Regions from separate parts of the Mus musculus genome. Here all the other regions are linked to region 4. Evidence: chromatin loops called from intact Hi-C (ENCODE). Cell type or tissue: heart. All regions are shown on one strand.

Region 1 (5,000 bases), 110 kb before region 4:
TGCGCGCCCAGGGCCGGTTACAGTGGAGTTTTAAAACGTATGCATTTTTGTTTGTTTTTTGAGACAGTATTTGCTCAGACTCTGTTGGTCTCCAACTGGTACGTAGTCCAGGCTGGCCTTCAACTCCTGCTTCTGCCTGAGTGCTGGGATTAAAAGCATGTGCTACAATCAATTTTTAAAGTCTGGTGTTCCGAAACTCTATTAGTTTCAATTTACAGAACTTGTTATTTTCTCTGAAATCTAGTGCTAAGCCCATGTCTCTGTAGTTCACCCGGGGAAAGCTCTGAACATATGAGGCACACATGGCACTGCACCTGGCTGGCTGTCGGACAAAGAAATAAATCTCCAGCTTCTTTCCTTTATAATCCTCCCAACTTCCTCTAAGCGAAAAGGCTTTCTATTTGGATCCTTGGTTTTATTACTGATTAAATGCTAAAAGGTAGGCTGGGTGTGGTGGCCCATGCCTTCAATTAGGATGCAGAGGCAGGGGATTTCTTGTGAGTTGGATACTAGTCTGGTCTACACAATGAGTTCCAAAACACCCAGGGGTACAAAACAAAACAAAACCCTTACAAGCAGTATACAAACCTGTCTATGTATTTTAGTAATTTAGGGTTTTAGTATTTTGATTTATACATTTTGAATGGTTGCTGCAACTATTTTTTTTTTTTAAAGCCTGGTGCATCAGTCTGTATCTCTAAACTCAGTGCTGAGGAGGTAGAGGGACTCTGGGGAGTGTCTCTGGACAGGCGGGTCCGTGGAAAGAGTGAGCTCCGGGTTCAGTGATGACTGTCCAAAAACAAGGTAGAGAGTGACGGAGGAAGACATCTGATGTGGACCTCTGGCCTCCACAGCACACACACAAGCAGCAAGGGAATGTAATAGGAGCAGAATCTGCAATAATTCTACAAGTTTGTGTTCTGGGATAATCAGCAACGAAGGGATAGCCCATTTTCTCTCCTGAAAGCAAAGCGTAGGGTCTGTTGAGATGACTGAGTGGGTAAAGCACTTACTGCCAAGCCTGAGATCCACATGGAAGGAGGGACAGAGCACTTGCCACAGCACTGTGGGCCTGGGGACCCACGATAAACACACAGATGCAATACAAAAGAGAAACGTTTAATAGAACCAGGCTGGGAATGTATAGCTCAGTGGAAAACGTCTTACGGAGGGTTCGGGAGGCATCTCTGGTCCCCAGCCTGACAGGAAAAGAAAAACCTCTAGGGCAGAGGTTCTCAACCTGTGGGTTGAGATCTGCTCCTCAGGTGCCAACTAAGACCATGGAAAAAAGACAGATATTTACAATTCACAACAGCAGCAAAATTGCAATTATGAAGTAGCAATGAAAATACTTTTATGGTTGGGGGGGGGGCGCACCACAAGATGAGCTGTTGTAAAGATGTAGCATTCGGAAGGTTGCCAGCCACTGCTTTAGGGTTTGTGTCTCACCGAAGAAAAGAGGAAGAACCTCTTCTACACATCTCGGGTATAAAAGGAACAAGCCGGTCAGGTTTTCTATTCTTTCCTTCTTGGACAGAAATATGTTTTCATTTGTGAAATACCTGGTTTTCTTAAATCTAAAAGGAGTCCAGAGTAAACAAGCCAAAGTTTAAGCCCAACCATCTTAAATGTCTCAAAGGTAACTTATCAGAACGTAACCTTTCAAAAGTCTGTACTGGGGCTGGAGAGATGGCTTATGGGTCTAGAGTGCTGGCTGCTCTTTCAGAGGACCCAGGTTCAACTCCCACCACCTGCATGATGGCTCACTGCTGTCTCTAACTCCAGGGCCAGGGGATCCGATGCCCTTGTCTGGTCTCCGTGGCCACACCCATATATTAATACATTAAACTAATAATAAAAAAGTCCGTATTGTTTTAAGATGAATACCATAGGATGACTGCCATTACATAGTTAACTTAAAAAAAAAAGTTTTAGAGCTGGCACTGGGATAAAGGTGAAACAGTGGAAAATGTAGGCGGTTTCTTTACTTCTGGAAGTTGAACAAGAATTGAATTTCAAAAACTTTGAAATATGTTAAGATTTTCCACGATAGAGAGCCCTATATTGGTCTCCTCACCCCCACGAGGAGGTTGGGGTGATCTAAGCGATTACCCTGCCACGGAACTACACTACCCAGTCACAGAGATGCCTCCTAACCCCACCCCCGCCACAACCAATCAGCCTCTCCTTCATATTTTTACTCTAAGAACTCCCATTTGTCTTTAGTTTTTTATTTTTATTTTTTTACCTTTGACAGGTCCTTGCCACATAGGAGAAAACTGCACAACCACTCATGTATTTATTTGCAAATCTCTACACCTTCACTTGTGACTATATTGTCTAAGGAAGGCTTTATTTTATATAATATATGATAAATATTATATACATATCTCACATATACTATAAAATCAGTGCTTCCGTTCAAAACAAAGTTGGCCTTCTGCACGAATTTTGAGGTTGGGGTATCAACGCCCCCTCAGCGTCGTCCCAAAACGTTTTAGAGCTAGGTAACCCATTCCTTCCGGAAACTTCGCCGGGCCTCGGTGACCCGCAGACCTCAGCTCTAACCTGAGCAGGAGAGCCTGGGACAACTTCCACTCTGGAGGCGCTCAGGTCACCCCACCCACACCCTTACCGGCGGGAAAGCCCCGCCCCGAGGGCGGAGCCTGGGCGGGGCCGCTCGCTCACCTCCGCCTCCGAGCCTCGTCTCAGCCCCGGGTGCGCGCGGCGCATGTGCCCGGTGCCCCCTCCCCCGCCCTGGATTCCACTTCCCCTCCGCTCGCGCCACAGCGGCCACCTCCAGGCCCCGCGCCGCCTCCGGAGCCGATGGCCGGGACGCGCTGGGTGCTAGGCGCGTTGCTCCGGGGCTGCGGCTGCAACTGCAGCAGCTGCCGGCGGACCGGCGCCGCCTGCCTGCCTTTCTACTCCGCCGCCGGCACCTTCCCGTCGGGCGTCTCTGGCCGCCGCCGCCTGCTGCTACTCCTCGGGGCCGCCGCGGCCGCCGCTTCGCAGACGCGGGGCCTGCAGCTCGGGCCTGCGGCCGCCGGGAGGCTGGCGGGTCCCATCCCTGCCCGTCCCTCCGCCGCCGCGGCCGCCGCCGCGTCCTACTCGGCCCTGCGCGCCCCGCTGTTTCCGCGATCGCTGGCAGCCGCCGCGGGCCCGGCGCGGGGTTACAGTCAGGTACGTGGCGCCGCGCGCGGGACCCTCGGCGGCCGCGCGCCCGCGTCGGTCTGTCCGCGAGCGCCCCGCGTGCGCGCCCGGGGATCCGCGGCACGCACCGCACCCCCGCCTCCCTCCCGCTCCGTCCTCCTATTGGGCACGGGAACAAGGGACGCTCTCACGGCCCCGGCTCTTCTTGTTTTGTTCCCTCCGAGTCTGGGCGGTTGGGCAGTGTAAGTGTGGCTGGGGTGAATGTAGAGGCCTTGTTTCCCGCCGGGCCCATGGTAGGTTTTGGGGGCGCCGCCGACGCCCCCCACCCCGACTCCCCCCTAGCCTTATGCCCGCTGGAGGTGAAGCTGAGCGGCCAGAGCCCGCGGAGGGTCGGGGCCGGCCGTGCGTGCGGTGGGAGCGGTAGGCCGGGCGGCTCGGGCCTCCTCGGCCGGCCACCGACGCGCAGCCCCGCGCGCACGGGAGCGTGGGCTAGCCTGGGACAGCCCCCGCGCGTCCCTCTCCCTTGTCCGCGGGGAGAGGCGGGCGGTCCACCTGACTGAAGGTCACCTCTGCAAGTCCACTCGCCTTGACAGAAGGACCTTTGGTGCAGCGGGGCTCTGCGGACGCGGAGAGCTGTGGGGAGACCGTGGGAAACTGGGAGAGAACGTGTGTGTGTGGGGCGGGGGCGTCCGTGGGTGAGGACTTGGGGGCTTCGGTTGTCACTCCACGATCTTTTCCCTTGTTTCCCGTCTTTTCAGAAAGACATTGTAAGAATTCATATTGCAAATATTTGGTCCTCTGTATATGTGGGACATTTCTCTTTTGCGGTTTATGTGGCATCTGGGAAGTGTCTACCTAACCTGGTAACGCCACTGGCCATGTTTATCTTAATTTAGTTTTGCGTCTGCTTGAATTAGTGATATCTGGGTGGTTCATCTGCATGGCTGATGTCTGCCAGTAGCTGAGCTAATTGATTTGAATCCCGGCCCAATACTTTCTGCTGCACTATTTATTTATTTATTTACTTATTTATTTTGTAAAGATGTTTATGGAATTCTGGGGAAACAGAAAGTAGCAGTTTGAGCCCCCTGCCGCGCCTGTCTCTGCTGTTGCCTTTTCTGTTTTTTTCCCTTATCCACTTTCTCTTACATTAGTCTTTTCAAGGCGTTTACCCATGTCCCAATGCCTTTTTATTAACTTCCTTTGCCTACAAAGTGAAGTATCCCTTCATAGAGCCCAACACAAAATAGCCAGCTGCTGTGCCTTTTGCCTTTGGCTCTTCATTTTACTGTCCAGTTTGGGCAAATGTGTTTGCTGTTTTTCACATGCTAACACTTCCCCTCCCCTCCCAAATTGTAATGTCCTATCTTTTATATCTCCCATCTTTATTCTTTTTTTCCCCTGTAGTTTTCTATTTTTTTAATTTACAGGATTTTGTATTTTTATTATAACACTTAAGGCATCTTGTTCTGTATCTTGCCTTGTTCCAGATAATCAGTGCTTTGAGATGATGGTTTGAGGTTGTGTTTTGTGTATGGGGTGATTTTCAATTAAGCGGTATAATTTGTCATTGTATGGCTTTTAATGAAAGTACTCTTACTCCCAGGGTTTGGAAAGTAGCCCTGCCCTTAGTGGTAGTACTACCACTGGAATGTACTTGTATATCACCTTAGGATATAAAATATAAACGTAAACCAAAGCCATCCTGGTATAGCTAGCCTGGTAGCCAGCACTTGGGAGACTGTGGCAGGATGGTGGTGCATTTGGGGTAGCCTAGGCCACATGGGCGAACACTTTTCAAACGAAACAAAACCAGAGGGTGGAGAAGTGTGCTTCTCACCTCTGAAATA
Region 2 (5,000 bases), 63 kb before region 4:
GTTTGCTCTCAGACAGCATACAAAGAACTGTGCCCTTCGATGCTGTGTCCTCGGCATGGGAGGCTGTACTCAGTACTTGTTCTGTGAAATCACCGAGTGAGTGTGATATGATGCGTTCTAAGCTCTCCCTAGCGACCCGAGACATCACAGCCTATGCATACAGCAGTTACTCCTGCGGTGTCTCACTGCACTCTGTTGTTAACCTGTCTCAACAGCATTAGTCAGGTGTCTGTAACTCACATGGAGACAGACACAGAAAGGTAAGAAGAGTAGAGCTCGTACTGGAGTGTCAAATATCACCACAACTTAGCTTGGCTGATGTCGTCACAGAGTTTTACGGCCATGTTTACTTCTTGATTCCCCAGAGAAAATTGACTTAAAATTGTTCTTGAATTTGCTAGCTGGAACTAAGACTACTCAAAATTTACATTGATACTGTGAAAGGTTGCTAGGAATGAAGAAAGGAAATAAAAGGGTCCTTTGTCACCATCCTTTCTGTAGGTACCATCTGAAGTATGAATGTCAATATGCTAGCTTCCTCTGAGACGAAAGACATCAGTCATTATAGCATGGTAGAAAATCAAAAATAAATACATAAATAAAAAAATATAAAGGATGCCACTACCAAGCACTATTGTGGAAAACCCCCAAGCTGCTCCCAACTCATTCTCAAGTGTTTGCCTTCCCGGTCATCCAGGCAGTCGAGACAGATCTAGAAGTAACAAACTGCGACTGCGAGGTTACAGAGACACCGAGGGCACAGGTTTGGCTTTAAATTAGCCCCAAGTCACAAGTCAAAGGCAAACTGACTGTAATAGCTGGTGCAGGCATTCCTTCCCGGCCCTGCGATTCGGGTAGAAGGCGGCAAACTGACCATAAACACATACAGCTGGTTACTGCCTTTCCATCTTAGACACACCCTCACAGCCAGGCTACCTAGAGCCCAATTAGTAGACCATGAGGAGAACTCCGGCAACTGAAGTAAATACGTCTTCCCTGCCCCTGCCCGCCAGGGCAGAGCATTGACGGCTTTTGCACCCAGGCTCAGGTTACCGGGCCTTTTCCTTTCCCACTGGGATGTATCTTTTCCTTGTGTACATACAGATGGGATTTTCCCCTCCTCAGCTCCTTGGCAGCTGTTATCACCCGTGGCTTGCCTGCCTGGCGTTTTCCCTTAAGTTCTAATAAACTGTGCCTGAGTTTCCTTCTGAGGTTTTATTTTTTTGTAACGTGCATGGGTATTCTGTTGTATGTATGTCTGTGTACCATGTGTGTGCTTGTGCCCACAGAAGCAAGAAGACGGCATCAGAGCCTCTGGGACTTGAGCTACAGATGGTTGTGCGTCCTCATTTGGGTAGGGGGAATTGAACCTGGGTCCTTTGGAAGGGCAGTCAGAGCTCAAAACTGCAGAGCCATCTCTCCAGTCCCCAGGCCATCTGAATATTACTTTATCAATGTGACCAAAGATCTGCAAAGCATACTGTACTCTGCCTCTGTGCATACAGGAACTTGAAACTGATTATAGGTCATTTAAGAATAGATTTATGCTGAGTGCGGTGGCTCACACCCTTAATCCCTGGACTTAGAGGTAGAGGCAAGTAGATCCCCATGAGATCAAAGCCAGCTGAAAGTTCCAGGCCAGTCAAGGGCCACATGGTAAAAGCCTGTCTCAAGAGAGAGAAGGGTGGTAGTGGTGGGGAATGGCTTTCATAACAGAACTTACGAAAGTTCTATAAGCTACAAACAAGATAATAATTAATCACTATGTTAATAATTCTTCTAAAATTATTAAGCCGATTTTAACACAAGAATATCAAACTGATCCTGGCAAGTTTGAAATACCTGTGGGAGTGAAAGGTAATATGTCAATCAGTGTGGAAGTGAGAGACGCAAGCGCACAAACATGGGTAAGGGATTAAAATAGTGGATGCTTTACCCACCACTAGGAATGCAGAAGGTGGCTTAATCCATGGCTACGATGAAGCATACATATCATATGTTCTGTAATCCTTAACTGAATATCTGATTTAATCTCTGGTTACAATCTCCTGATGACCCCTTATTGCCTCCCACGAATTAGCTTGGACTGGTAAACAGGAACGCTCCATGTATTTGGTGAATACTGACTCCACCGGTCCTTAGTACTTTTATGTTTTATGTTTCCTTTCTCTGTCAATAAACCCCCAATAAAACAACTTTATTCGTTCTTTACTTCAGATGTCTGTTGAGTTCTTCTACATAGTTCTTCTGGTCTAGGATCGCAGTAATCTGTCCATCCCTGGAGGAAACAATGATGGAGGAAACAGGTAAGATGGAAGACAGGAATACCGAGACCCCATCCCTCACCCCAGCATCCATAAAGCAGGAAATAGGAATACCAAGACAGCATCCCTGTTCTTATGACAGACTCTTGCTACACAGCCCTGGTTGGATGGGAACTCAGAGACCTGCCTGTGTCTGCCTCTTGAATGGTAGGATTACAGGCATGAACAATCACCCCTGGCTTGTTTCTTTTGGAGCATTTCTTATCTCCCAGGTTCAGCCTGCCAGGGTAGGACATGGGTGTGGCACAGCAACACCCAGTCTGTCTAGAGTTTCAAGACCTACGTCAAGCTATGGAGAACTGGCTGGACGTGGTGACTTCACACCTTCGGATTCTACTGCTGAGGAGTAGAGGCTGCAGGAAAGCCTCGGGTTCAAGACCAGCTTCATCTACACAGTGAGCCCTAGGACAATATGGACTATGATATGAGTCTATATCTCAGAAGAGCAAAACAATATGGAGAATTGGACTGATTTTATATCTTTATCACCTCTGCCCCCAGAATACCTAGCAAGAAAAGCATTCACCTAGAAATCCTTCTAACTGTAGGCCCAAAGCAGGCATTTTGTCGCGACTTCATTAAAGCTATATAATCAAATATTCTTCTGCCAAATGTGCTAAGGCAATATTGTTGTAAACTACCCATGGACGCATATGTTACATCAGAGACAAAAGAAATTTAATTTTTTATACATACCCTTCACTACCTTTACTACTGTTTCCATCTTTGAGATACATCGAAAAATCTATAACTCCAACCTACAGAGAGAATTTTCAGAAGTTAATACAAAATTTGGTTCTGCTGCTTTCTAGGCACAAAAAGAATTATAACCACGATAATCACCTGAAGTTTGTAATGAACATTTAACACTTTATTATGACTATAATGGTAAGGGAGAAATGAGAAGAGTCAAGGTAAGTGGTTGAGGGTGCTGCTCACCAGCAGAGCATTCACTAGCAGGTAGGAGCTAAGCTGTCACTTCCATGCTCGCCACACACACATGCACACACACACACACACACACACACACACACACACACCACGGCCATCAAAAGTAACAAAAGTAAAAGAAAGCGAAGACAATTCATGACAGTTAACAGAATCCTTTGCATAAAGAAAAAAGTTTAAATTTTCTTTATCGGCAATTCTGCTACAAACTTTTTATTTTCTTCTATAAAAACTTTTAAAATTTAGTTACAGAAGTTTTTTTTTTTTTTTTTTTTTAAATAATTTCTCGCCAGACGATGGTGGCGCACGCCTTTAATCCCAGCACTGGGGAGGCAGAGGCAGGCGGATTTCTGAGTTCGAGGCCAGCCTGGTCTACAGAGTGAGTTCCAGGACAGCCAGGGCTACACAGAGAAACCCTGTCTCGAAAAACAAAAAAAAAACAAAGAACAAACAAACAAAAAATAATAACTTCTCCCAGCTTGCAAAGCAACGGGTGTCCCTGCCTTCTCTTCAGCGAGTGTCCTTGTTCAACCCTTGCTCTTGCTTTTCTCCCTTAAGCTTCTCTGCACTTTCCTGTCTCATGCCATCTCTGCCCTCCTCCATCTCTGTCAGCATGTCTGGTCCCCATTTGTGGTCTCTTATTTAGTTTTATAGTTAAGCAATTTTTAGTCAGAAGCTACACCCATAAGTCTCACCTACACAATGGCCTAAACCCGAGCTGAGTAAGGACAGCCACAAAGGCAAGTCAAAGTGGAGGAGAAAGCCCAGCAGGCCCAGCCGGCTGCACACAGACAACTACGGGCATCTAAAGGTTCCTGAAAAGGCGACATGAATGTCCAGAGAAGAGCACACTGCTCATCATGCGGACCTAAAGCTCAGCCCTGAAAACTCACATACTGATAACACCGAACAGACCGAGCAGGTTATGTTTAGGGGCATTTATACCTATGTACACATATACAGATACACATATACATATACACATATACATATGTACATATATACATATACATATACACATATACAGATATAAATGTAACAACAATTTAAAAAGGGGAGGTATGAAATTTGAAAGAGATCAAGGACAGGATTGTTGGAAGGTTCAGGGGAGGGAAGGGAAGGGGAAATGATGTAATTATACTTTAATCTCAAAAGCATAATACAAAGTTATATTACAATCCAAAACCTAATTCCTTTGTGTGTTTTACTGAATCAGAGAAACAAAAGCAATTTAAGCTCCCCGCATTCTTAGCATAACCCCACAAATGGCCACTGCTGACATTCTGGTGTCTGTTTCAACTAAAGGACATCTTCAGTTTTTCAAATAGGCCACTTTATTACACATCTTATTTCTTTTTTTTATTAGATATTTTCTTCATTTACATTTCAAATGCTATCCCAAAAGCCCCCTATACCCTCCCCCCACTCTGCTCCCTAACCCACTCATTCCCGCTTCCTGGCCCTGGTATTCCCCTGCACTGGGGCATGTGATCTTCGCAAGACCAAGAGTCTCTCCTCCCACTGATGGACAACTAGGCCATCCTCTGCTATATATGCAACTAGAGACACAGCTCTGGGGAGTACTGGTTAGTTCATACTGTTCCTCCTATAGGGTTGCTGACCCCTTTAGCACCTTGGGTATTTTCTCTAGCTCCTTCATTAGGGGCCCCTTGTTCCATCCAATAGATGACTGTGAGCATCCACTTCTGTATTTGCCAGGCACTGGCA
Region 3 (5,000 bases), 160 kb before region 4:
TTTAAAAAATTGCCAGATTAAATTTTGTTTCTTTTTTAGACAGTCTCAGTATTAGCCATGACTGACCTTGAACTCACAGAGATCCACCTGAATCTGCCTCTTAAACGCTGGGATTAAAATTGTGTGCCACCATGCCTGACTTCCTCCAGATTAACATTTTTGATTGTTAAAACTGATAGGCAAAACCTGTTGAGGGTATGTTAAGGGCAATCCCTACCTGAAAAAGCTTTCTATTTGTGACCTTGCTAGAAAAATTGTTTCTCAAATAATACAAACTCTCTAGATGATCACATTAGTTATAGCAATATATAACTAACATTCATCAGTTAAAAAATGAACTCATCTACCACATGCCTCACCTAATACTGAGTCACATAAAAACAGGACTCTATTACATGTGTATTCAGGGAGCAGCACTAGCCCCTTTCCAATCACCAAGTCAGCCAAGTATGGCCCTCCTATACTTCAACCATGTTAGCTTATGAGTTCCAAAAGACACAAGCCTGTCAGCTGCATCCATCCACACTGCTATTTTACAGCTTTTATCTTCTTGAGAACAGAATGAAAGCAATGTCAAATTACATTCAGCATGAGAGTTGCTTGGGTATGCTGATTAAAGGTGAACTGTGAGACAGACAGCTTACTGTAGAAGCCACTGGGTTTCTCTCCTCTAGTACTGGCAAACTCAGGATCAGCCCTAGAATAAATTTACTATTGAGTTCAAGGTATTAGGCAGGCTGACACAAGCCAGACCCTGTGCCTAGGAGAAAAATGTGTCCAGGGCTTTTCATCGTGTTCAGCTTTGCCCCAACACCCTAAAAAGAAATGGTACCCTAGCTATGAGCATGTGGAAATAGGGGTGCTACCAATGTAGTGACTGAAACTATGGGGGTGGGGAAAGAGAATCTGAACAGAAAAAAATGGCTAAATTCTGTTTGCTCCACAACAATAAAAGAGCATTTATGAGGTAGATTACAACGCTGAAGGGTTTGTTTTTATTTTGGTTTTAAATTAGAATTCTGAGCACCTGGGTGACTCTGAGAAAGCTTTCAAAAGAGTTCCTCTTCAGTGTAACCTCAAGGACCTGAAGCTCCAAGCCCTTTCTGTCTTACTTTTGTGCTCTGATCCCCACCCTCACCTCAAACTGGTCTGAAATACACGGGGAGTAAAATAACACCCAGCACTAAATGTAACACTGAAGTTGGTCTTAGCAGACGACTGGAGAACTACAGCCCAGTGGACCTAAATCAACCCTGAGAACAATACCCACATCCTATCTGGAAGGTGAATGAAAAAATACAACCTCTACAAATCAAGAAAGCACTGCAAGAAGCAGGGTGCTAGAGTCCCCAGACCCTCAAGCAACCCTGTTTTGAAATCCCCTCTATGGAACTTGGCTCTCTCCCTTTCTCAACCCTAAGACCTAACAAAGATGTAAAAGGGGTCTGAGTAGTCAGATAAGAACAATCCATCTTCCAGGCTTGGGACTCAGAAAACAGCAACGGGCAGCTGGCACTGAGCCGGGAGACCTGGCAAGTGTTGGATGACAGTCAGGAGAGTGGGGTGGGAGGTAAGCATGGAAGTACACACATGCACACACGAGTGGGAGGTGAGCTTGCAAACACACATATCTCTATCAAGAGAAAGAGACAAAAGGACAAGAGACAGAGGTGGAGACAAGCAGGCAGGCAAGCGAAGATGGAGCCAGGTAGAGAAATGCAGAAATAGACACTGGGGTCCATGACCCAGGTAGCACACTGGGACCTGAGAAGCAGCCAGCACCCCCAACCCCACCCCGACAGCACCAAGTGGACAGGGAGGCAGGGCACCCCAACAGAACATGAGGGTAGGGAGCAGTGTTCCCCCCACCCCCGCCCTCTGACAGCACCAGGAGGATGGAAAGGCAGGGTCCGACAGCACCAGGAGGACAAGGAGGCACGGCCCTGAGAGCAAGCACCAGGAGGAAGGGGAGACGGGGAAGGGCAGCTCCAAGACAGGGAAGCAGAGCCGGGCAGCACCGAGGACTAGAAGGCAGGGACGGGCAACACAAGGAGGACAGGGAGGCAGGGCTCCCAGACAGCACCCGGAGGACGGGGAGGAAGGACCGGGCAGCACCAGGAGGACCGGGAGGCAGAGCCGGGCAGCACACGGAGGACGGGGAAACAGGGCCGGGCAGCACCCGGAGGACGCAGAAGCAGGGCCCGGCAATAGCAGGAGGACGGGGAGGAAGGGCTGGGCAGCACCAAGAGGACCGGGAGGCAGGGCCGGGCAGCACACGGAGGACAGGGAAGCAGGGCCGGGCAGCACTCGGAGGACGGAGAGGCGGGGCTCGGCAATAGCAGGAGGACGGGGAAGCAGGGCCGGGCAGCACCAGGAGGACGGAGAGGCAGAGCCGGGCAGCACCAGGAGGACGGGGAGGCAGAGCCGGGCAGCACCAGGAGGACGGGGAGGCTGGGTCGGGCAGCACCAGGAGGACGGGGAGGCAGAGCCGGGCAGCACTAGGAGGACGGGGAGGCAGAGCCGGGCAGCACCAGGAGGACGGGGAGGCAGAGCCGGGCAGCACCAGGAGGACGGGGAGGCAGAGCCAGGCAGTACGGAAGACTAGAAGGCAGGGACCGGCAACACCAGGAGGATGGAGAGGCAAGGCTCCCCGACAGCACCAGGAAGATGGGGAGGCAAGGGCCGGGCAGCACCAGGAGGACGAGGAGGCAGGGCCCCGAGAGCACCCGGAGGACGAGGAGGCAGGGCCGGCCAGCACCCCGAGGTCGGGGCCTCTGGAGCCCGGGGCCCAGGGGGCGGCGGAACAAAGCCGGCGCTACTGGACTACTTACAACAAGAAGCTCATGTCGGCCGCGGCGTGGGCTGCGGGCTCGGCTGAGCGAAGCCTGGGGCGGCGGGCTTGAATCAGAGAAAAGGTGGCGGAGGGGGAAGGACGCGCGCCGGCGGCGGAGCGGCCGCGACTTCTCCGGCTTCGCTACTTGCCGCGGCCGGCTGAGGGGCGGAAGTGGAAGGCCAGGACTCGGCAGGCTCACCGGACTGGAAGCAGAGCGGCCGAGGAAGCACCGCCCGCCGCGTCCTCCTCGCAGCCCCGCGCTCCCGCGCCGAAGTCTCGCGAGAGCGAGCTCTGGCGCCCCGCCCACATTAGGATTACCTTCGGGTCACCTCTGCCTCCCGCACAGTCCAGCTGAGAGCTTGCCCGAGCACGTGACCTGGGGGGTTCGGAGCCCAGCGGGGAAGTGGACCTCCGTTCCAGGACGCCTGGGTCTCATGGATAGGGAGGGAGTCGCCATCAGAGAGGACAGCGGAAGGCCTTGGACTCGCTTTCTGTGCTCTGATTTAGGCAAGCACCCCACGAACTGAGAGCCACATCCCCAGTCCCTCTACGCCGCCCGCACTTAAAAAAAAAAAAAAAAAGTTTTTCTGCTTGTAACGACTTGGGGGGAGATGGAATTTTGGGAAAGGGAAATAAATGTTTTAGGAGGTAAGATCTTTATTTGAACAAGCTAGCTGTCTAGGGAAACGGAGGGAGCCCAGGAGAGCTGAGGACCAGATTCCCTGAGGCAGGGACGCTGGTTATCCATGGCCATACGGATTAACTAGTTGTGGAGTCCCTTCGAAGAACTGATGCCCAAAACGCTGGGAATTATTCAGCCAGGCGCTCGAAGGAACTTTAGTTCTCACCTGCTTAAGAGGCTGAGGGCAAAGCTTTATGTTTAAAGACTGTTTGATGGCTCCTGAGATGATTCAGCCAGTAAAGGAACTTGCCACCAAGCCTGATCGCCTGGAACCCACGCGGTAAAGAGAACCAGTTCCCACAAGTTGTCCTCTCATTTCCACACAAATTAAATAAATAGATAGTGCGTGGTGGTGCTTGCCTGAATCGCTATACCTCAGAGATGGAGGCAAAAGGATCACAAGTTTGGAGTAAGCCAAGACAGCACAGGAAGTTGTTTGTTTGTGTGTTTGTTTGTTTGTTTGTTTGTTTTTACCATAGGAGACAGTGGTATTCTTTACTCGCACCTGATGCTGAATCGAGGAATTTAAGTGGAACAGTGTGCAGATAGTAGCCCAACTTGAGCTTAGCGTTCCAAAAGACAGAGGATTCCTGAAAGTGATGCAAATATTCAATTTATCCGATTTCATTTCTACACCAGTAGTCAGCCGCGTTGGCTAAATGGTTTTAAAAACCTAAATGCAAGAAACCCGAACCTTCTATTATCTCAGGAACAGCAAATAATAACGTGAAAAGACAGCTTCAAAAGCCTTTAAGCCCAGAACTGGGAAGGCAGAGGTAGGCAGATCTGTGTGAGTCTAAGGCCAGCCTGATTTACATATGGAATTCCAAGCCAACCAGAAATAACATAGTGAGCTGCTGTCTAAAAAAATCAAAAATAAAAAAAATAAAACAGACAGCAAAAGGATTTACTATGATAAAAAAACAGTAAGTTGGTGATGTAAAAGCCTTATATTCAAATCTTGATATAATACTACTTACTATACCATATATAATTCCATAAAGGTCTTCCAAAGGCGAGATTTACCTCACCAGGTTAGAAACTATTTGAGGAAGAGTAGTTGAAGGAGCAAGTCAGAGCCCCAGTCTCACCCACTCTTAACTGTAGTTCTGGCAGCCAGACATGGCTGTGTGCTTAGAAAAGAAGGCTACCGAGACAGGAGAATTAGTTTAAGACCGGCCTGAGACTGTATTTCCAGACACTGGCTCAGAGAAACAGTATAGTAAAGCTTTTGATATTTTAAAATCTTTTGATTGGTTTGTGGTTTGTTTGGTTTTTTGGGGTTTTTGTTTGGTTGGGTTTTTTGTTTTGTTTTGTTTTGTTTTGTTTTTGTTTTTTGAGACAAGGTTTCTCTATTTAGCCTTGGCTGTCCTAGACCTTGTTCTATAGACCAGGCCAGGCTTGTACTCAGAGATCTGCCTGCCTCTGCCTCTGCCCCACTGTCCCTCTGCCCCTCTGCCTCTGCATGCTGGGATTGAAGGCATG
Region 4 (5,000 bases):
TTTAAAAAGCACCTCCTTCCTTCTGTAGTGATGTGGTTATAATAAGAATTCATAGAAATAGAAAAGGAACAAAAGAGGTGATTCCTTTGAAATGAAAATTATTCATCGTGGAGAATTTGCTTATCTTTACCTCTGCTGTACAAAAGAACGCCTATCAGAACTCTCCTATCTGGAGATTAGAGCACACAACTCAGAGGAAATGTTATTTTTGCAAGATTCAAGCAGATCTGCCTAGGACCACGTTTTAGGTAAGAAGAGAGCTAACACTGGCCTTTCCCTAGCTGAATCCCGAACTTCCTTCCTGCTAACCCGACACACACCATCTGATCAGTTTGGATCTCGGATGTTTGATTAAAGAGCTCAGTCATGGAAGACAAGGAATCTGGGTCATGCTTGCTTCATAAAACTGTTACTGAAAACAAATCATGTAATTAGTCTAATCTTCGGCTTCCTCAGCTGAAAAGGAGGTTGTCTGTTTTGCTCACAGAGACTTGATAGCGTTGGTAATCGCGGTGCTCGCACACAGGAGACATTCAACAAATGTTTATCTTTTCCACAGGGTTGGATGGGGAGGCAGAAAAAGCCAAGTCAGTTTCTTGGCAGCAGAGAGCTGTCAAACCAAGATCTGCATCAGGGAGCTTTAAAAATAAGGAGGGAGGGGAGCCTCACTTACCCCCGGGGAACTTTCCCTCCCTTTTCAGAATTCCTACCTATAGCACGGTATTTGGCATTTACAGCATCCTTTGAGTTGTCAGAGGTCTTTTCATAATTTTAACTAAGGTCTTATCTTTTTTAAACCATCTCTGACACTCCAGTCCTGTCATTACATACACTCACAGACCCACTCAAGGCCAACAGCAATAAACATTTGTTGCCTAAAACAGCACCAATGGGGGTTCGCTGATTTTGGGGAGGGTTAGAGTGTGGCCAAGGCTTTAAGGCGTGGAAGCGTCTCTCTGACAAAAGACACAACACTGGGAGGTGCCCTTTCTAAGCCACACTTTCCCTTTCCTTCCTCTCGCGTACCTCGGGACCATTTCTTTTCTTACTTGGGTGGGGGTGGGGGGTGAGGGTCACCGCTTTCCCTCATGGGTTTGGGGGGACGCTCAAAGAAATCCCCCTGGCTCGGCCGAGGCCGCAGGGCGGCGGCGCGGCAGCCACACCTACTTGGCCACCGCGGCTGGGAACCGGTGGGGGCGCGTCAGCCGGTCCCGGACGCCAGCTCCGCGGTTCCTCCGGGAAGGGCGCCAGTGCGCGGCGCCGCCGGCCGGCGCCAGGGGACGCCGCGGCCCCAGCACGTGGAAGCCGAGGGGGAGCGAGCTGGCGGGGCCGCGGCCTGGGGCGACCGAGGGGTGGACACCGCCGAGGGGCACGCCGCCGCCTCCGCCCCCGCGCGCGGACCCCACCCCCGGCCCGCGCGGCTCCGAAACCCGGCGAGAGGCGGAGCTCCACTGAGCCCGTCTTGCTCGGCCGGCCACCGCGTCCCCGTCCCGGTCCCCGTGCCCAACACTCACGGTGCTTGCCTCCGCCGCCGCTGCCGCCGCTCGGGTAGCTCAGCAGCAGGAAGGGCAGCGGGGAGCCGGGCGACGGCGGGGTCCTCCAGGCGCGCTGCGGTGGCGGGCGCGCTGTGAAGCCCGCGCCTCCATCGCCCGGGTAGAGGAGGAAGAAGGGGGCGGCCACCGGCGAGTCCGGCTCCGAGGGCCCCGCCTCGTCCTCCCGGTCCGCGCCGCGGGCGCTAGCACCGCGCGGTTCCAGCGGCTCGGAGGGGCGCCGCTCCCCGCCCCTCTCCTGCTCTTCGCCGCAACTTTCAGCAGCCGCGCCGGGCGCCGGCGACTCTGCCATCTCGCTTGCGGCTTCGCAGTGCAGCCGCCTCGCCAGGCCCGAGGCTCACGGCGAGGATCGGATGCCCCGCCGTGCCCGCGCCGCCACCGTCCGCCGTTCGCCGCCGCCTGGGCTCCGCGTTCCGCCCGCCCCGCCGGGGCCCGGCCAGCTGAGGACCGCCCCGCCCCGACGGCGCGGCCTGCCCAGCACCGCCTCCGGCCTCCGCCCCGCCTCGCTCGCCGCCCCCCGCCGCGGCTCGGCGCCCCTAGGGGGCAGCGTCCTGCTCGTCCTCCGCGCACCTTCCGCTGGGCTCCGGAGCGCCGATCCCTCCGGATCACGGGGCCCAGAGTGAGCCTGGCCTGGTCCTCTGCTACCCGGCTGGACCCTGCTGGCCAGGTGCTTGAACCGAGCGGCGTTGTCTGTGTGTAACCGCCAACTTCGCGGGTCACCGGAGAGAGAGGCGCAAAGATCTGGGCGGAAAAGGCCAATGCTCGTATTTTTTTTTAAAGACCCCACCCCCACCCCCTAAGTATTAAACTACGGTTTGCTGTTTACACACTAGACCTTCAACGGGTTGGCTCACGGTTTTGATTCAGGAACTTTAAATAGGATAAACTAGAGGAGACAATAGTCTTCCCACCGGTTTTTGTTCCATGTTCATGAGGTCGATTTAGAAACCGTTGTGTTTGCTCTTACTTTGTTCTCCAGATTTCCAGAACGGCAGGTGCGTGTGGGTGGGTTAAACCAGCTACTTCAAACTTTATAGGACACTTGCCGATTACAGGTTGATAGTTTTCCCTTTCGTAGTATTTGTCTTTTGTTAGTAAATTAGCCATCCGTATTTTATTTCATATATTTGAATCGGTACGTGCGCAAAGTAAACCCGCCCCCCCCCCCAAAAAAAAGAAAATTCCCAGTTTTTTGTTTTAATCGAGGGGGTAGGTGGGCTCACTTGAAGCCCAGGCTAAGCTGGCTTTGAAATTCCTGCCTTGGCTTCCAAGAGGTGGTATTTACAGGCTAGATGCACTGCTGACACTCCTCTGGGGTGGATTGCACTTTGAGATAGGATAGCTTTGAGTCGCAGACTCCTATGGAATCAAATAGAAATTACTGTCTGGACGTTTTGTACACTAGCTTCCATCTTCTCTAAGCCTTAACTCCGTAGAGAAAGTGAAACTTTCAGAAAGAAAATATATTTCTTATTCTCCGTAAATTGCTGAATTGCTACTAGAAATCATCACGGGAGTTCTTTAATGCCAGTCTTGAGGTTTTTAAAACAAGGAATATTTGAAAAGGAAGCTAACTTTAAACACCCTTAGAAAATTAACTAGTAGCTTTCAGTTTCTGGTATTTCCTTGACCCGTTGATCTTATTAGACCTGCCTAAGTTATTTGTCCTCTTGTGTAAAATTATTCATAGAGATTTTGTAAAAGTTAAAATTAGAAACCTAAGTAAACCCTCTACAGCATGGTCTAACAAGATTGACTAGTTCCTATCTACTTGTCATCGCTTTGACAAAACGATGTTTGTTTTGAGACAGGTCTCACCATGCAGGCCAGGCTGCTGACCTGGCGTTCACTGCGATCAGGCTGAACCTAAACTCACAGAGATCTGCCCACCTGCAGACTGCTCCAATCACAGAGGTGGGTCAAGCCTATCTAAGATGTAACTTTTTTTTTTTTTAATCAAATAAAAGCATGGAATGAGAGTTTCCATCATATCTTTGGTCATCTTGGGAGTTTGTTGAGTTTTATTTTTAAGATGTATTATTTATCTACTTAATTTACCCACATGCCTGTGGCTGTTTGTGTATATGCCCTGTGCCCGGGAGGCCAGAAGACAGTGTCAGATATCCTGGAGCTGTGGTTACAGGCAGTTCTGAGCTGGGAACTCGAATCCCCTGCAAGAGCACAAGAAGTGACGATCCATCTCTCCAGCCCCTTGTTGTTGTTGTTGTTGTTGTTTAAGAAGGTTGGGGGTGAGAGGTGAGTATCCTCCTGATCTGGGAGCCTTTGAATGCTGGGATTACAAGCATGCACCAGTATAACCCAGCTCATTTGAATCTTTTGAGGCGTGAGAATCTTTTTTTTTTTTTTAAAGATTTATTTATGTATATGAGTACATTGTAGCTGTCTTCAGACACACCAGCAGAGGGCATCAGATCCTATTATAGATGGTTGTGAGCCACCATGTGGTTGCTGGAAATTGAACTCAGGACCTTTGGAAGAACAGTCAGTGCTCTTAACTGCTGAGCCTAGTGTGAGAATCTTGATAAAGAATCTTGCCTCCTAGGAATTGAAAATCCTATTAAATAGGAAAAACCAATGCTTATGCTTTAGTTGGGTTTCTTTTTTTTTTTTTTTTTTTTTTTTGTTTTGTTTTGTTGTTGTTTTTGGTTTTTTTCGAGACAGGGTTTCTCTGTATAGCCCTGGCTGTCCTGGAACTCACTTTGTAGACCAGGCTGGCCTCGAACTCAGAAATCCACCTGCCTCTGCCTCCCGAGTGCTGGGATTAAAGGCGTGTGCCACCACCTCCCGGCTGGGTTTCTTACTTTTTTTTTTTTTTTTTCATCTAGAAACTCTTTAAGAAACTCTTTATTCTTGTCAGATCACATCCTAGAGGTGCTTTGCAGTCTTTCAGCTGCAGGTCGGGGTCAGAGATGATAGTGTATAGCTGGGATTTTGGCACTTGGAAGACTGAAACGGGTGGGGGGGATCATGATGGACTGAGACCAACTTTAACTACACAAGGAGCTCCTGTCATAAGGAAGCAAGCAGACAAAGAAATATGCAAGTCTCAAGAAGAGGAACAGAATTTCCACAAATCATAGTTAGGAAGACAGGTAATCGACAAGGGAAGTCACGAAACTCAAGTCTAAAAGCATCTAGCCTCATCTCCTGAGTGAGCAAATGGCAGGTGACAGCCCTGTGAGAAATGTGTTGTTTATTACCCCCTCTACAAAGAAAGAAAAGAAATCCCTTCTAGCTTAAATGCCAGGGTTCTCTTTGCTAAGCCTAGTTATCATAGCTTGACAATCTGTGTATTCCCGCGTTGAATTGTTTTTTATGCTTCTCTGCTTTTCATAGCAGCTCTGTGTTTTGCTACTGCTAATTAAATGACAGTGTAATGAATACAAGGGATCAGCTGAAATATGAGCCTCTTTAAATGTATAGGCAAGG
Region 5 (5,000 bases), 200 kb before region 4:
GTTTTAAAGGCACTCTAGTATACTAAGCAAGACACAGAAAACAAGACACTCTGGTTTTGTTTAGGACATCATGGGAAAACAAAACTGGCAGGGATTAAAACAGAAGCAGGTCAGGGCTTGTAAGGGGATGGGAAGGGAGAAAGAGCTGACTACAAAGAAGCGCAAAGGGAACTGGGGATGTAAATGATGAAAACGGTCTCAATTTTGCGGTAAAACCGCAAGTCAGTGAAGCCTACCTGAAGAGCACACCTAAAAAGGGGTTCGCATACCTAAGTTACATCTCAAGAAAAAACAGTTCCCAACAAAGGGTGCACACTGGTCCAGAGCGCGCCTCACAAAGCCCCCGCTGGCGCCGGGCCAGACGAGCCACCGCGCCGGCGCGAGCAGGGCAGCAGGGAAGGATCCTGGGGCACCAGCACAGCACCGCACCGGGGACACCTTACCGATGTTCCCCTCGATGGAGATCTTCTTGATGCGGGTCCCCTCGGAGCTGGTCGAGGGAGAAGGGCAGAACCTCTTAGGTGGGGTGGCCATGCCTAGCTCCAGACGGCTCGGGTGCGGAACCTGCAGGGACACGGCGGCACGGGCGGCTCCGGGTTGCAGCGTCAATCTCGCGCCGGCGGGACCCGCACTTTGACTTTGGCGCGCGGAGGCGCAGGCGATTGGGCAGACCGTGGAGAACCCGCCCTGACGGCCCCGACTCCCACCCTATACGCCTCGCCCTCGCGGGATCTGCATGTCTGTGGTTCCTCCGGGCGGGCCGGGCGTCCCAGGAGCGCAGGGTAGGGGGCGGGGCTTGTGAGGAGAACCCTGAGAGAGCCGGGCGACTGACCGTGCGCGACGAGCTGTGAGCCGGAGGGGGCGGGGCCTGCGGGATGAGCAGTGGGAGGGCGGGGGGCGGGCCTTGCGCAATGAGCTCATTCGAGGGCAGGGGCGGAGCTTGAGCGAAGCGCCTAGGGAAGAGTAGGGTCAGGCTTTTCTGGACCAGCCCTTTGGGATCCTGTCAGGCTTCGTGGTTTGAACTTTTCCGGGAAGAAAAGTAAGAACTAGTAATTTCAAACTAAGAGCCTCAGTAGGTGTCTCTCACAGAAAACGTGTAGCTGTCCGTCACTGTCTTAAGAGTTATTTCGTTAACCAGCGATCTAGTACCATCCACCATACAGGATAGTGCCTAGAATGAAAGGAAGGGAGGGAGTGGCTACTGGTTTAAAGTCTGGGACCAGAAGTGAGACTGGAAACTGGCATCATAACACCCAAGGTCTCCACTTTAATTTGCATGCTACACCGTGCTGTTTATAAAGTTACCTAACACTAGGTATGTTTCTCAGCAGCATGGCTATGACTTAACATTGCATGTCCATGGCCTAACATGTAATTAATGTTTAAAGTCATATACACATGTTTATACATAGAGATGTACTCTGCACACACACACACACACACAGCATTCTGCTAGGTTGAGCTAGAGAGAGGTGCTATTTAATCAGGGTATAGACCTGGTAAAAAGATTACCCATCTGGAAGTCAGATTCAAATTATCTACAAAAACAAAGGAACTTATTTTTTTTTTAGCGTGTAACTATCATTTGACCTAAAATATGTCCTAAAAATGGACCTAGCAGCGGAGAAATGACGACTTCTACAAAAAAAGGAGCAGGTATTAAAGTGAGTTGTTGGACTGGCTGGATTTAAGGCCCACTCCATGAGATGTAACACATATCTGACACTGCTCAGGTGGCAATCCAAATACTGTTCTGCTACAATAACTGAACAATAAAATGATACCTAGTGATATCCTATAGGTCAGTATCTCTTGTAGCCAGCATCAGAGATGCTTCTTTCTGCAGAACCAAACCCACAAAGGCATAAAGTGCAGAGAGGGAGACCTTGGCATACTCTGCTTTAAATGGGATGTCTCCACCAAAGCCCTCTCCTCAGGGCTCTGGGAACCTTATGGAAAACGATGGGGAAAGTCTAGGAGTCAGAGGCAATGGAGGACACCAAGGACACAAGGCCTTCTAAACCCACCATGACCAACACACACATGAATTCACAGTGAGGCAGCATGCATGTTCCCTGCATAAAGCTAAGCCAGTTGGGGTCCTAGAGCTGAAAAAGTGGACACATGGCTCTGACCCTAGCCCAGAAGTTATTCCAATTGAAAACTGCTTGTAAATGAAAAAATTAGTTTTCCCTAACATACTCTCACTGGGAATACAAACCACTCTTAAGGAGAGATGCCATGCCCAGCAGCATAGATGGCCAACACAAAACCAACTCAGTGGCAGTTCTAGAGATCCCTGGCTCCAGAACTTAATGTTTTGTCTGGGTATTAGTTTTGTCATTATACATTTTCCCCCTTACTGGTCCTTCTTATTTATCTTACTACTTCCAGTGTCGTTTTTACGGAATTTCTCTGTGTGCTAATGTATGTCTCTGTCTGTCTGTGTTTCTTGTGCCTTTTCTTTGGTTTTCTCCTAGTAGTTTGTTGGCTTCAGCCTACTCTGATTGTTTTTAATTTTCTCTTATTTCATTACTATTTGCAGATGTTGCTTGTATGCTGATGATAGTAAGACTCTGGATATGGGTAGGGCGGAAAGACAGGATCTGGAAGGAGTTGGGGAAGGGAATCCATAATCAGAATATATTATATGAAAAAATATACTTTCAATTAAGACACTGGAGTGATGGCTCAGGGATTAAGAGCACTGACTGCCCTTGTAGAGGACCCAGGATCAATTGCCAGCTTCCATATAACAGCTCACAATCACCTGTAACTCCAGTTCCAAGAGGACCAATGCCACTTCTGACCTCCACAGGCTCCTGCATGCACACAGTGCATATATGTACACTCAGGCACACACATATACACATAAAACTCTGTGTGAGTGTGTGTGCACGTGCGCACACTCCCACGCATGTCGGGCTCCAGCTTGGCTCCTGGCTTCTGTGTCTTTTTTTTTTTTTTTTTAAATGTGAGTATACTGTAGCTGTCTTCAGACACACCAGAAGAGGGCGTCAGATCTCATTACAGATGGTTGTGGCCACCATGTGGCTACTGGGATTTGAACTCAGGACCTTCTGAAGAGCAGTTAGTGTTCTTACCCACTGAGCCATCTCTCCAGCCCCCCTTCTGTGTCTATTAACACAAGTGGACCTGCACACACATAAATGTCTTCCTGAGTAGTGTGGCAGTGGTCCATTATGATTGACAATAGCCACTATTCAAAATATTTCAACCTTAAGATCTAAGCACAATTCCTGTAACATAAAATTCTCCAAATAATACTTTAATAATACTCTGGAATATACATTTCCTTTTATAACTTCAGATCTTAGGGTATATTATTCTAATGTTACTAATATTATTTAATGATTTATAATAAAGATAAAATGGATCATTTCTTAGTTCAGTTGAAAGGTCCATAAATATTACATTATTTTGCTGTCATTTTTTTTTTCTCTCACTGCAATAGTACACACTAAAGAAAACATTAGTTTTAACTGCAGGCATATAAGAACCTTCAAGTCTGAGAGCCAATGACTTCTACAATTTCTGAATTTTAGTATGTGTGGTACATAGATGGTAACTACCAGTGTTGTAAGAATTACTGAAAGTGCTGCCTAACAAATTTTGAAATGATCAATTTGTTCTAAATACCTTTACTTTTCTTTGAAATGTTTTCATTGTAAAACTACCTACAGTAAAAATAAACTAATGCGAAGGCAGGATTCATGGCCAAACAAAAGTATTTATTAGGGTTTTTTTCCTTATAAACATTTTCTTCTAAAGAAAAAAAACCTAAAATGTAAATACCTCCCATTCTGCCACATAAGACTGTATACATTATTTACATCTATCAAATAAAACATATTACAGATTTTCTGACATTCAGTGTTTCCTTTAAAATAACAACAGTGAAACAACTTTGATCAATAACTAATTTGCATAATCTTGGCACAACTTACAATATGGCGCCTACGTTGCATTTCATATTTTAGATATTTTTGCCCATCTAACTATCTTACTAGAGAACCTGTCCCCCGTGACTGCGGACTCTTGTCTCCGTGCATGTCTTAAGCAGTTGCACAGTGAGAATGCTGCCCTGCTGCTCCCATTACCTGGCACCTGCAGCATTTCTGATTTCTATCTTCAGAAATGATTTCTATTCTGACGTTAAGTATTCCTTATATGCTGTCTTCACAACATTATTTCTACCAATAATTTTAAGTAATAACTTAAATGTATAGAAAAAAATCAAATATAACAAAGGTATTTCCTAAAATATTAGTGATCTCACCACCCTGGTTATGCATATACAAAAATAACAAATACAGTTTAATAGCTGTAAAAAACTATTTTCCCTAAAATATAGTCATTTCTGCAGGACAATTTAAGGAGGAGAGTGTTCTTAAACGAAAATACACTAACCTATTTTACAACTTATACAATTATTTCAAAATCAAAACTAAAACTCAAATTTGTGCAAAAGTAGAAGAAATTCCATAAAGGAATAATTATGAAGGAGAAATTAAGAAATTGTCACATTATGTCACTAATAACTGCAGCTCTGGTGACAAAGAAACTGTCAAACAAACAAACAAAAACCTGTATGAATCTCTAACAATGGTGAACTGTAAACTCAGCCTTGAGTGCCTGTGAGCAGGTATGTATGTGCACATGACACAGACATGAGTGGGAAAACACAAATCTTAAAGGCCAGTGATTTCGCTTCCTGGTTGTCTGAGATTTTATCGCAAAGCTTTCTACTATGCAGCACGATACTCAAAAGAGAAAGGAGGGAGTGAAGGGGGAGAGGAGGAGTTTGTACCACACATACAAGGTGGCCCAATATTTTAATTTGCATTTTTTCTTTTATCAGAATACAAATTATCATACTATGAGTGATAGACAGAGAGCAGTCTTATACCTTCAAAATGAATTCTCTTAGAATAACTACTTAGGAAAGCCTTAAAATTTCAAACCATTTGCATTCAGAA

Evidence for each region. A loop is a pair of places that touch in the nucleus more often than their neighbours do. Peaks named below come from ENCODE experiments on the same cell type or tissue, not always from the same donor. Only the 100,000 strongest peaks of a DNase experiment are listed, where the experiment ranks them.
Region 1: a loop joins it to region 4, with 2.6 times the contacts of the local background. A loop is called at or near these places in 13 of 42 quality-filtered maps.
Region 2: a loop joins it to region 4, with 2.1 times the contacts of the local background. A loop is called at or near these places in 4 of 42 quality-filtered maps.
Region 3: a loop joins it to region 4, with 7 times the contacts of the local background. A loop is called at or near these places in 4 of 42 quality-filtered maps.
Region 5: a loop joins it to region 4, with 3 times the contacts of the local background. A loop is called at or near these places in 15 of 42 quality-filtered maps.

Annotation. Positions count from the first base shown.
Region 1 is chr5:88,673,938-88,678,937 of GRCm38, reverse strand. Grsf1 (G-rich RNA sequence binding factor 1) reads left to right here and starts at 2,767. Exons shown (of 10, transcript NM_178700.5): 1 at 2,767-3,180. The coding sequence starts at 2,827. In heart, no CTCF peak of the experiment used is centred here; DNase peaks (open chromatin) are centred at 2,717 and 3,357; H3K4me3 peaks cover 2,702 bases; H3K27ac peaks cover 1,855 bases.
Region 2 is chr5:88,625,303-88,630,302 of GRCm38, reverse strand. It overlaps Rufy3 (RUN and FYVE domain containing 3), which reads right to left. Exons shown (of 18, transcript NM_001289774.1): 6 at 3,021-3,082; 7 at 2,213-2,278. Among named protein-coding and RNA genes, the nearest start is that of Grsf1, 48 kb to the left of the region's middle. In heart, no CTCF peak of the experiment used is centred here; no DNase peak of the experiment used is centred here.
Region 3 is chr5:88,718,953-88,723,952 of GRCm38, reverse strand. It overlaps Mob1b (MOB kinase activator 1B), which reads right to left and starts at 3,082. Exons shown (of 6, transcript NM_026735.2): 1 at 2,832-3,082. The coding sequence starts at 2,845. In heart, no CTCF peak of the experiment used is centred here; DNase peaks (open chromatin) are centred at 2,212 and 3,122; H3K4me3 peaks cover 4,252 bases; H3K27ac peaks cover 4,297 bases.
Region 4 is chr5:88,561,991-88,566,990 of GRCm38, reverse strand. It overlaps Rufy3 (RUN and FYVE domain containing 3), which reads right to left and starts at 1,951. Exons shown (of 18, transcript NM_001289774.1): 1 at 1,515-1,951. The coding sequence starts at 1,842. It overlaps Gm42107 (predicted gene, 42107), which reads left to right and starts at 1,433. Exons shown (of 2, transcript NR_168902.1): 1 at 1,433-2,217; 2 at 3,362-3,551. In heart, CTCF peaks have their summits at 1,195 and 2,123 (motif pointing right); DNase peaks (open chromatin) are centred at 1,250, 1,690 and 2,070; H3K4me3 peaks cover 3,064 bases; H3K27ac peaks cover 2,517 bases.
Region 5 is chr5:88,760,790-88,765,789 of GRCm38, reverse strand. It overlaps Dck (deoxycytidine kinase), which reads right to left and starts at 777. Exons shown (of 7, transcript NM_007832.4): 1 at 444-777. The coding sequence starts at 534. In heart, a CTCF peak has its summit at 3,006 (motif pointing right); a DNase peak (open chromatin) is centred at 759; H3K4me3 peaks cover 1,461 bases; H3K27ac peaks cover 1,622 bases.